Regions from separate parts of the Homo sapiens genome. Here region 1 is linked to region 2. The links are chromatin contacts, found by Hi-C or POLR2A ChIA-PET in ENCODE. All regions are on one chromosome and are shown on one strand. The core of a region is the stretch at or near the end of the contact, and the rest is flanking DNA. Distances in the headings are between cores, read along the strand shown.

Region 1 (6,394 bases), core at 2,156-4,655, 200 kb after region 2:
GTCATCAATAACAGCCACAACCAAGTGACCAGTTGCAGAAACGGGGACTGTAATTGTCCTTCTTTTGTTAAAAACATGTTTGTGCATGTATACACTTGTACTAAGAAAATATCTTCATTTTATCACCTTTCTCCTTTATCATGTGACATAGGATTTGTTGACTTAGCATCAGCATTTAGTATCATTCACTTTATGTAATGGTATTTGGGTTGGAGATTGGTGTGTTTCCAGTTGTACAAAGGATAGTTGTATTATGTTAGGCGTAATTAAGACCTCATTATTGTCTTTCTTAGAAGATTATGTATGATCTCAGGAGATACGTATGGGTTCAAATTGACAAACGGTGGACTTGTGATGGTTAATACTGAGTGTCAACTTGATTGGATTGAAGGATACAAAGTATTAATCCTGGGTGTATCTGTGAGGGTGTTGCCAAAGGAGATTAACATTTGAGTCAGTGGGCTGGGAAAGGCAGTCCCACCCTTAATATGGGTGGGCATGACCTAATCAGCTGCCAGAATGGCTACAATAGAAGCAGGCAGAAAAATGTGAAAAGAGAGACTGGCTTAGCCTGCTAGCCTACATCTTTATCCCATGCTGGATGCTTCCTGCCCTCCATCATCGGACTCCAAGTTCTTCAGTTTCGGAACTTGTACTGGCTCTCCTTGCTCCTCGGCCTGCAGATGGCCTATTGTGGGACTTTGTGATTGTGAATATATACACATATATATATATTCACCTAATATATAATATATAATGAATATATATATGCATTATATATAATTATATATATAATGCATATATATATATACACACATTAGTTCTGTCCCTCTAGAGAACCCTGACTAATACAGCCAGGCTCATGTCCTTTTTAGTGATGTATCTGTTCAATTCTTTTATCCATTTCTTAGTTGGTCTGTTTATTTTCTTACTGTGGAGTTTTTAGAGCTTTTTAAATATATTCTGGATATAGATCCTTTGGCAAGTACTATATGTGATTTCTCTCAGTCTGTAGTATGTCTTTGAATTCTTTTAACAGTGCCTCTTTAATTCTGATGCCATCCAAGTTATCAGCTTTTGCTGTTCTAGATGTTTCTTTGGGCATCATCCCTAAGAGCTCTTTGGCTATTCCTAGATCACCTATGTTTTCTCCTATGTTTTATTTTTCTAAACATTTTAGATTAGATCTATGATCTCTTTGGGTTAATTTTTGTATAAGCTATGAGGTTTAGGTTGAAGTTCATTTTTCTCGTGTGGATGTTCAGTTGTTCCAGCACCATTTGTTGAAAAGACTATCCCTTCTCAATGGAATCACCTTTACACCTTTGTTAGAAATCAATTGGCTATATTTATGTGGGTCTATTTTTAAACTCTCTATTCTGTTCCATTACTCTATGTGTCTATATTTTTGCCAATACCATATTGCCTTACTGTAGTTTTTTTTTTTTTTTTTTTTTTTACAAATTCTGATTTCTGGGTCCCACCCCAGCCAAATAGAGTATCTGTAAGTGGGGGTATGGGGATCTGCATTTCCGCAAGCTCCCTGGGGGATTCCTGAAGACCTTAAGAGCTTGCACTCATGATCACAGACCTTTAGAACCATGTTACAGAGATTGGCTGCATCTTCATGCTATATAACTATTTCCTCTCCGGCTGCCTAACCAAGTGGTGGCCCACCTCTGCTGGGATGTCTGATGTAATGGTGAGATCACCACTTCCTCAGGAAATTAGCTGTAATGGTGCTTGCTTCTTCTACACTGAGTTCCATCTTCCTGAAACTTCCAGCTGTAGGTCTGGGTTTCTTTGTCGCCTCCCGAGGCCCCTGACGTGGTGGGCACCATCTGGGGATGCAGTCAGAGCCCCTGTGCGGCTTTACCAGCATACGACCTCCTATTGCCCCCCAAAACCTATGCTGGCTTCCTCTCATTTATAACCCATCCTCTTCTCAAGTGTTGTTCATGCAAATGTCCTTTCCAGAGAGGCTTCAAGGTAGAGTGGGAAGCAACTTAGGAGTCAGATGTCAAATGATAACAACAGTAAGCTTTAAGTGAGAGTTTACTATGTAACAGACATTGTACCAAGTATTTTATAAACATCATCTCCTTTTGTCTGCACAAGGTCTTTATAATGAATTAGGTCATATTCTATGCATACACATGAATGTGTGTGTGTGTGTGTGTATGTGTGCGTGTGCATGTGCGTGTGTATTTCTAACCAAAAGGTAGTACACTTTACATGCTGTTCCGCACCTTGATGTTTTTTTCTCTCAACAATATACCTTTAGATTATTCCATTTCATTACATATAGAGTATTCCAGTGCATGGTTGTACTATAATTTAGAAAATAAACGTCTTTGACGGATATTTAGATTTTTTCCGATATTTCTTTTACTTGGTTCATTTTGGGAATAAATTCTTAAAAGGTGAATCTCAGCATCACTGTAAGTAACTCAAGGAATTGGAGCCACTGGGGTGGGGTTCAGGTGGGAAGGAAAGTCAGACTGTGATTCTTAGAGGAGGAAGGGATGAGAAAGAGGGGGAAGTTGAGAGGATCAAGGAGGACAGATAGTAAAAGAGCTGCTGGAGGGGTCCCATTTCTGGAGGCAGCAGCATGGAGCTGGGGCTGGGCAGAGCTGTGCGCTGCATGCCCCAGGGATGCCTTGGGGCTGTGCAGGTGGGTAGGGTTGAGGAGGGAGTAGAAGGCCCAAGGTCTGCTCCAAACTGCCATGCCCCACCTCTCCCTTTACCTCCCCACCCCCACCATACTTCCCTCCTGCTCTCCTTTCCTCCCCAGCCTGGGAAAATTCTGTCAGAATTAATAAACGCAGCAGATTGCTTGGAGATGGAGGGTGAGGGATGGAGACAGTCTGGGGCTCTGATATTTCCCTCATGTGCAATAATCTGGTGGTGAGATCTGGAATTAAAACCTCTTTCCTGGAGCCTTTATTAACATTAGCTCCTAATGCATAATTACCCGGCAAGCCCAGGGGGCTGATGCTTGTGTCGCCCCATCTATGCCTCTCTCCTTGAACAGGCCACCTGCTCCTTGGGGCCAGGAGAGCAGAGGCCCTGGTGGAGAAGGAAGGGCTGGCTCTTCCAGCACAGGTGGAGCCAGTCTGGTGGCCTGGGTTCCTGAGCTACTAGCCTGCTGGTGACCTTGAGCATTTCACTGTCCCTCCATAACCTCAGAGGGACTGTGGGGTCCAGGTATAGGTGGGGGTTCAGACGGAGCAGCCAGTATCAGACACAGCTTGGCTGCCTGTTCCTTTCAGCCCTCCTGGCTATTGAAGCGGTCACCATGGTAGTGGTGGGGTTATAACCAGCACAAGTGGGTGGCTGTGAGTTCTGACTGGCCCATCTCCAGGGCAGCCATCATCGTATCCTCCTGACTGTGACTACTAGAAACCTCTCAGGCCTGAGTAGGGCTGGGGAACAGCTAGAACTTGTTTTCTTCTCTGAAGGCAGGAGGCTTGTTGCTGCACGGCAGGGCCTCAGCTCTGCAGTGGTTGTTCCCACGTGGACTTGGTGGGCTTTGGCAAATGCTTGTCTTCTCTGTCCTTGGTTTCTCTAGCCCGACAATAAGGGTGTCGCCCAGGGCTCCTCCTCTGCTCCTCATATTCAGAGTCTGTGGAGGTGTCAGGAGTCCCAGAGTTGGCAAAAACACAGTCTGAGCAGATGAAAACCAAGGATAGGGTGTTCTGAGAGCCCCACTCTCCTGGGTCCCCATGTTAATTACCAGCAGATGTACTGGCTGCAGTCCTGGCTCCCAGCTGGATTAAGCAGGCAGTTTGCACACAACAGGAGGAAGTACCTCATTGTTTCTCCCATCAAGCTCTGCCTGCCATAGGGCCTTTGCACATGCTGTTCCTCCTGTCTATAATATTCTTTCCACCCTCTTATTTCCTACTCTTCCTTCAGAACTCAGGCCAATCATCATTTCTTACAGGAAGCCTTCCCTGACTTCCCCACTGAGGTCAGATTCGTGGCGCCCCATAAGTCTCCTTCATGGTGATTCTGAGTTGCTGAAATCAGGGCATGAAAAAAGTGGCTGTATTTTTGTGTCACTGAACTTAAGTTCTACTATAAGTGCCCATTCTGCCAGGAGGCAGGAATGTAATCGAAAGCCATTCAGGGTCCTCCTGCTTTCCCTGGCATTTCGTGTGCTGAGCCTCCCACGCCTCAGTGTTGGCTGCTCCCTGGCATCCTTGAACCGGCTCTTCTAGCACAGGTGCACATCCTTGTTCCTGTCCCATCTCTGCACCCACAGCCCCTACTGCATCATTACCAGCCTGACCTGAGTCCCCTGCTACGACCCATGCTGCTCCCATTTCTTCTGCTCCCATGTGATGCTGGGCACAGGGAAACTTGGGGGACCCCACCAGGTAGGGTGAACAGGGGAGGGGCGGATGCAGATTCTCTCTGTCCTGAAAGTCCCCAAGTGGGTGGGGGTGGGGGAGGAAGGGAAACAGTGACAGGCGTACCTCCTTGGGGGCCTACCAATCCTCAGTGCTTTTTCTGGTCCTTTCACTCTCCTCTCCCCCTCCCTGCCAGGCGCTGAGGCTCTTCCTGGAGTCTGGGGAGAGGGAGAGGTGCCATCTAGCAAAGGTCTGCAGCAACACCTGCAAACATGCTGCTTCTGCCCTGCACTGCTCAAGAACAAACTCTGTTCTGCTGCAGCATCCTGGTGGTAAGAAGAGGGGGCAGGGAGAGAACAAGATATACCAGAGAGGGCAGACTGTGGTGGGCACATGAGGAGGCAGGGTCATTCCGTGGTTACAGTAAGGTGATATTCTGGAGCCAGATGGCCTGGGTTCAAGCCCAGCTCTGCTGCCTGCCTGCTGTGCAAACTTGGGCAAGTTACTTTATCTCTCTGGTCCTCGGTTTCCTGTGGGACACTGACAATGTCCACCTGAGTCAGGATGAACCAAGGTAATGTGCACAAAGTGACTGGCACATAGGAAACATTCAGGAGATAATTGCTGTTCCCTTAAAAACAGCACTTTCCTTCTCCCCACGCCACCCCCATCCCCAGTAAAGCTTATCATTGCTTGGTGAGTTTGTGATTAGAGTCAGTCTCCCCCACCACACTGTGCACTCCAGGAGGGTGGAGCCAAGGCTGCATTGTGGACTGCTTGCTGGTCTGGGGTAACATTGTGTAGGCCCAGTGCTGGCACACTCTGTATGCTGCGGTTCCGGTTTGCATCCCTGATAGCCCTGCACACACCTGACCATGGCCTTGCCCACCTGTCCTGCCCATGGTTCTTCCAGGAAGCCTTCCCTGATACCCCCACTTAGAAAACTCTCCCCCAACCTCAGGGCTCTCCACAGCCCCCATCGAGAGTGTGGCTCCATCTTCCCCGGCAAGAAGTGCAAGTCCCTTGAGGCCGGGAGCTGCACCCAGCTCACCTGTTTCCCGAACTGGGCCCAGCTGAGGGGCTCCAGGTAAGGTTGGTCTCAGTTCTCTTTAGTGTACTTGAGCCCAGAGAAGAAGGCAAAGCAGGCCTTATCCCCATCTTGTGGCTAGAACTGAGACTCAGAGAGGTTAATCAGCTTACTCATATCACACAGCTGCCGAGGGGAGAGGTTGGGACTGGGACTTGGGGGACAGGACACCCAGCCTCTGTTTCCCCTCTTGACCCAGGGAGCTCACACTCTAACTGGGGGAACATAGGATGGGGCAAAGGAATCACTCAGAAGACAATGACAGATAAAAACAAAGTCACCATGAGCTAGTGCAGTCCTGAGACCTCTGGAGATCTTTTGTAAGAATGAGTGAGGAAATCACTGCAGGCCTCAGTGCCAGGATGAGGCAGGGCCAGGATCTCCCAGAGTCCCTGACAGTGACCTGAGGTACTGGCCCACCTGCCCATGGCTAAGGTCAAGGAAACAGGGCACCGCAGCCTTCACCCCGAGCTGGGGCAGCTTCATCATCAGCTGAGTTCCTGAGGACCTGCTATGTGCACATCTCCATCCTCCCACACCCTCCCCAGTTCTCACCATGACAACAATCACGTCTAAGGCCCAGAGAGGGGAAGGGACTCATCCAGAGCACGCAGCCTGGTGCCACAGCCCTTAGATTGGATCTGCAAGGAGCCAGGAGCCCCAGTGGCTCTGTTCTCAACTTCCAGACCATTATCTCAAGGTCCTTATCAAGACCTCCCCACTCTGGGCAACCAGGAGCCAGGATACAAAGTTTTAAGCTAGCCCCTCTCCAGCCGCAAACCCAGGTTGGTTTCTTGGGTTCTTCACCCTGCAACAAGTTGGGCCACCTGCTTTTTTGCAGCTAGACTGAAAGGCAATTGATATGGTTTGTCTCCAGCCAAATCTCATCTGGAACTGTAATCCCCAAGTGTGGAGGGAGGGACCTTGTGGGAGGTGATTGGATAATGGGGAC
Region 2 (5,998 bases), core at 414-2,913:
TATGCCTAAAAAAAGCAAACACACAGGCGCACACAACTAAAAACACAAATAGGCAGATGACTCCCAAGACAAATAGATATTTGGATACTTAACTACTGCCAGGAAACACATACAGGCACGCCTGTGCCAAGACCCACATCTGACGGTCATCCCCTGGATGCAGGCACATGGTCAAGGTTGTGCCTGTGCTGGAGAGCTCAGCAGGGACCTCAGCAGAGACGGGCAGCATGCAGAGACCACAGCATGTTCTCTCTCTCTCCCCAACCTCTTTCTCTCTCTCCTTCAGGCCAGTGGGGTATTGGAGATTTTTCTAAAAAGTTCCACCCCTTGGAACTTTGCTGTTTAGGTGGTAAAGTGTACCCAGCAGGCCCTTCTAGTCCAAGTATCAGGTTTCACGGCTTTAATTCCTGGGTGGAGAGAAGGGGGACTGGAGATGGGGGCAAGCAAAAGGAAGACATTACCCCCTCTCCTGCCAGTCCCTGCCCCACTTCCCTTCTCAGCCTAACCACTCTCTCAACTCTTGAAATATACTCTTGGGAGGTCCCGGGCCCTGCTCTCCCTCCAGGACTCCAGCATCAGGGCATGGGATTTTGCATGTTGGGAATCTCTCTGTAACTGCTCTGTGCCCCTGCTCCTGTACCAAGTCTCTGAGCCTTCTCTAGCCACCTGCAGCTGAGCAGTTGCAGATGTGGTTCCTCTCCAGCCCTGGCATCTCAAGAGTGCAGGCTGTCAGTTGAGGCCAGGCAAGGGGCTTCAGAGGGAGTCAGACTCCCCCTGAGCCATACCTTTCCCCGGGATGGGTGAAGAATGGGCAGGGTCCCTGCCTGGGGGATGACACATTAGGATAGCAGGATTAAGATTTGCCAGGGTGTTCCCAAACCGAGTGCCATGGGCCTCACAGCAAAGGCATCCTGCTGGGAGTTAAGCATGAGGACGAAGCAGTGAGTTGCTTGAAGTCAGGTGCCCTGTGTTCCCTGTTCCCCATGATATATCTAGCACTGAAGACAGTTTCTGGCATAGCAGGGATGCAATCAACCTTGGTTGAGTGGGTACATCAATAAGGCTGGGGGGAAAGGGGTTGATGGTCAAAGGGCCTAAGAGTTGCTATGTGAGCCCCACCCTCCCCTCCCCTCTATTTCCTGGGGTCTGGGGGTTCTGAGGCTGAAAGTAGGGCAGGCTTTGTGGCATAGATCTGCTTTGAAATCAGTCCCAGAGCCAGTTCTCACCCTTGGTGGGGACTGCAGATGCTTCCAGCGGCTACCATCACTTGTCTCAAACCACAGGAGTGTGTAGGAAAGAGTTCTGGATCTGGAGGGCTGTGGCCCTAAACCTGGGGGCTGCTCTTACCTGCTGGCGGATCTTAAGCCAGTTACTGAAACTTTCCCAGCGTCAGTTTCCTCAACTGTAAAACAGGAATAATAATTACTTCACAGTATTAAGAAGAATAATAAGGCCAATAATCTGGCTGTATAAAAACCGCCTATTTGATAACAATTACGATTTAAAAGCAGCTGTAGGGGCTCCCGGCAGGAGTGGCTGCCGGCTTGGGGTTGACGCCTCCCGCTCCGTCGGGACCGTGTGCGCGAAGGTGCCACCAGGCGGCGCGCTGCCGCTTACGCCTCCCCGTGGCCGCCAGTCTCCCTCCTCCGGCGATGGGAGAATTGTCCTGGCCCCACCCCGCCTGGGGCCGCCCTGACAGAGTCCTTGTCCCGGGTTGTCAGGGGAAGTGGCACTCAGACGACTCCGTTTGCAGGATCTTGAGTGGGAAGGCTTGGGAATGAGTTCACGGTGCCTCCCCTGAGTCGTTCGGTCCAGAACGGACCCCAAAAACCTGGACCCTGGAGAAGGGAAGCGCCTAAAGCTGAAGTCCTTAACGCTTTACCATCTCTTTGTAATAATATTATCAGAGCTAAGGTTGAGTGCTTACTATATGCCAGGTACTATTCTAAATCTCTTCGGCCGGGCACAGTGGCTCCCGCCTGTAATGCCAGCACTTTGGGAGGCGGAGGCGGGCGGATCACTTGAGGTCAGGAGTTCAAGACCAGCCTGGCCAACATGGCGAAACCCCATCCCTACTAGCAATACAAAAATTAGCTAGACATGGTATCGTGCTCTGTTAATCCCAACTACTCGGGAGGCCGAGGCACGAGAATCGCTTGAACCCAGAAGGCAGAGGTTTTCTGTGAGCCGAGATCGTGCCACTGCACTCCAGCCTGGGCGACAGAGTGATACTCTGTCTCAAAAAAAAAAAAAAAAAAAAAAAAGTACCGCTTTAAACATTTTAAAGTGCACAATCCAGTGGTTTTTAGTATATTCCCAATGTTGTGCAGCCATCACCACTACCTAATTGGAGAACATTTTTATCACCTCCAAAAGAAACCCCATACCATTAACCCCATTCTCCCCTCCCCCAGCCCCTGGCACCCACTAATCTACTTTCTATCCTATTCTGGACATTTCATATAAATGGAATCATACTATATGTGGCCTGGGTCATTAAACTTGGACTCTTAACCTCTACTAAGTACTGTGACAACCTTCTTCCTTCCATCCTTCTTACCCAGTCTTTTCCACCAACCCCTCCAGGGTCTTCTCACTGCTGTTCAGGCAATGCAAGCCGTTGGTCACAAAAGCCTTGGGCTCAGGCAGATCCGGGTTCAAATCTCAATTCTGTCTTGGACATTATAACTTATTTATCGCCTCTGCTGTCACCTTCTCAAAATTCTTTTATTGTTGTAAATGTTTAAAAGGCCATCTTTTCATTTTAGAAGAGTTTTAGTTTTACAGAAAAATTGCAAATATAGTACAGAAAGTTCCCATATGCCCCTCACCCAGTCTCCTTAATTATTAACCTCTTACATTAGCATGGTACCTTTACTACAATTAATGAACCACTGATACATTATTATGTGCTAAAGTTCATTCAGATCTCCTTAGTTTTTACCTAATGTCCTTCTGTTTTCTGTTCCAGGATCCCATTCAGGATCCCACATTGCATACAGTCATTGTGACTCCTCAGGCTCCCCTTGGCTGTGACAGTTTCTCAGTCTTTCCTTGTTTTTGATGACCTTGACACTTTTGAGAATTATTCATTGGGTATTTTGTAGAATGTCCCTCAACTAGGATTTATCCATTTCATAATTCTTAATAATTTGGAAAAAAGGGCTCTGATTTCCACTTTATACTGGGCCCTGGAGATTATGTATCCAGTCCTGCTTATGCTTTATGGGGCAGAGAAAAGGCAGGCTGAGCCAGAGCTGGCACATGCAGCAGGCTGTAGCTAGCATGCCCTGGCATTGCCGGGGGTGGGGATTGGGGGGCTTATCTGAGTGGGGGATGCTGGAAGCTAGACCTAGGAGTGAGAAGGAAACCTTAAACATGGAGAACTCAGGAGGGAGTCCAGGCAGAGCAAACCACGTGAGCAAAGGCCTAGAGTTATGTATGTGATGGTATGGTCAGGAGGTGGCCACATCCTCATACTGCCCCTCAAACAGCACACCAGAAGGCCAAGAAGGGAAAAATCTCTACACAAGGGCAAGGCCTGCAGTGCTAGAGATGAGATTTGATTCTGTAAGAAACAGGAGTCATGGGTGCTGATTGAGCTGGAGAGAGGCCTCATTGGAGCTGTGCCATGGGAGCTTCCTTGCAGCTGGATGTCAGGGCAGACTGAGCAGGAGCCAACAAGGTGGCCACTGCATGCTCCTGGGACAATGGGGCCTTGGCCCAGGGATTCAGGTGGCAGAAAGTAGGGACTCTGCAGAGGGAGAAAGAGTTCCCCAGATTTGGTGCCTGAGGGAGGGTGGGTACTTAGGGATGGAGGAAGGGAGGGGAGCTGGGTCGAGTGGCAGAGGTTGCAAGGAGAGACATGGTGAAAGGAGGAGGATGGCTGGGCTGGGGAGAGGGTGGTGGATTTGGGTTTGGACTTGGTGAGTTAAAGGTCCCTGTGGACTTCCCAGCACATAGCAGTGAGCACAGGACTGACTGATGCTACAGGAGTGGTCAATATCTTAAGAAATAAGCATGCTAGCTAGTGTATGCTGGGTGTATTAGTCAGGGTTCTCCAGAGGGACGGAACCCATAGGATATATGTATGTATATAGGGAGAATAGGCTCACATGCTCACAAGACGAAGTCCCATGATAGGCCGTCTGCAAGCTGGGGAAGAGAGAAGCTGGTAGCAGCTCAGTCCGAGTCCGAAAGCCTCAAAACCAGGGAAGCAGATGATGCAGCCTTCAGTCTGTGGCCAAAGGTGTGAGAGCCCCCGGCAAGCCACTGGTGCAAGTCCCACAGTCCAAAGGTTGAAGAATCTGGAGTCTGATGTCCGAGGGCAGCAGGAGCCAAGGGAAGCATCCAGCACAGGGGAAAAAGAAGGGAGCTAGAAGACCCAGCAAGTAAGGTTATCCCACCTCCTTCCTCCTGCTTTGTTTTGGCCACACTGGCAGCTGATTGGATGGTGCTCACCCACATCGAGAGTGGGTCTTTCTTTTCCAGTCCACTGTCTCAGATGTTAATCTCCTCTGGCAACACCCTCACAGATACCCCCAGAAACAATGCTATATCAGTCTTCTAGGCATCCCTCAATCCAATCAAGTTGGCACCTAATATTAACCATCGCACAGGCAACTATAGCAAGCTAGAAACCCTGCCAAGAGCTCCGTCTGAGTTAGCTCCTTCATTCTCCATGATTACCCATGAGGAGATGTTATGATTTTCCCCATTAAAAAGTAGTTCTCATTGCTGGTATCTTTTAAGCAGGACTAGAAGCCATTAGTATGTACAGAAGTTCCCCACCCTTATCTGCGGTTTTCCTTTCCATGGTTTCAGTTATCCACAGTCGAATGAAGTCCAAAAATATTAAATGAAAAATTCCAAAAGCAAAACAATTCATAAGTCTTAAATTCTGTGACTTTCTGAGTGATGAAATCATCCCTTTGTCCATCCCTTTTAAAAATGGGAAAACAGACTTGGTTTCCCTGCTTAGCTAGAAACTGAGGCTAGAATCAAACCTAGGCTGTTGGCTTCTAAGCTTATATGTTAAACAAACACAAGACGCTGCCTCTTTAAATCCCCTGTGTGTAGTTCTTTTATCTTAATGACATGATTTCCCACTGATCATCTCAATTGTTCCTAGAGGCTGGTGTTAATCATGGCCTATGACAAAGGAAACCACAGCTCCAAAAGGGAAAATGACTTGTCTAAGGTCAGCTGGTAAGTACTGACCCTGAGCTTTTAGACGCACATTCTTATGACTAGTCCACGTTACCAACCTTTTCAAGGTTCTGCCTGGACTTACGGATGGGGAGTTATCTGTGTAGGGGGATGAGGAAGGGCAGAGGCTACATATAGTCTAACAGGGCTTAAAATAATGAGATAGTCCTATTAAACTTTCTCACTCTCAATTGTTTTAAACATTCCAATTTAAATGTATTCAGGTAAATATCAAGTTAATTTGTCTAATAAAAACATCAGGCCACTTCACATTTGTCCTAAAACTACAATGAAACACCTTTTGACATATAAAAATGTCTTTTGCCATTTCAAATATATTCAATTTCAGCATTGTGCATGTGATACTTCCAGTATTGTTCATGTGTCATGGACCCTTAATCAAATTAAACACAATATTTATACTATCCAGAGAGTACAAGATAAAGTAAATAATTCACTCAATGGGATTAATATGTAAATCAGCTTTATTTACAAAACACTAGCTCAAGAATTATAATACTGTGAAGCTTTCATTTAGGCAGAAGTGTAATCACTGAAGGTATAGCACTTCCTTAAACTAAAAATGAGAGATAATTAAAAATAAATTTGGAAGAGACAAAATTCCCACGTTTCTTGTTGTAGTTCTGGATTTTCAGTAGCAGGCTCTTTTGAAAGCTGAGTCAGCACTGAAGATAATTCACTATTATTTTCAGGATAAATGCCAAAGATATCTTCCAGTGGCAAGTATGCTGAAGGTGATTCACAGATGCTTTCTGAAAGACCAGGAGGA

Evidence for each region. Hi-C counts contacts between places; a loop is a spot of excess contacts on that map. ChIA-PET counts read pairs that join two places held with the same protein, here RNA polymerase II (POLR2A). Pooled maps may share reads with other maps.
Region 1: a map of heart right ventricle shows a loop between it and region 2 (4-fold over the local background). The contact joins two enhancer-like sites. A Hi-C loop is called at or near these places in 11 of 168 maps with a recorded cell type or tissue (Caco-2, HCT116, Right ventricle myocardium inferior and 3 more) and 14 of 50 pooled maps. POLR2A ChIA-PET finds 5 or more read pairs at or near these places in 1 of 52 experiments (WTC11).

The regions. Positions count from the first base shown.
Region 1 is chr10:71,011,187-71,017,580 of GRCh38, reverse strand. No RefSeq gene overlaps it. Among named protein-coding and RNA genes, the nearest start is that of LINC02622, 75 kb to the right of the region's middle. Within about 2 kb of position 3,405, at least 4 of the 41 ENCODE cell types and tissues checked have a DNase peak (open chromatin) inside an H3K27ac peak, as active enhancers do; they include heart right ventricle, where a contact is called at or near this core.
Region 2 is chr10:71,204,841-71,210,838 of GRCh38, reverse strand. No RefSeq gene overlaps it. Among named protein-coding and RNA genes, the nearest start is that of UNC5B, 4.7 kb to the left of the region's middle. RefSeq lists a silencer at 1,509-1,568. Within about 2 kb of position 1,663, at least 2 of the 41 ENCODE cell types and tissues checked have a DNase peak (open chromatin) inside an H3K27ac peak, as active enhancers do; they include heart right ventricle, where a contact is called at or near this core.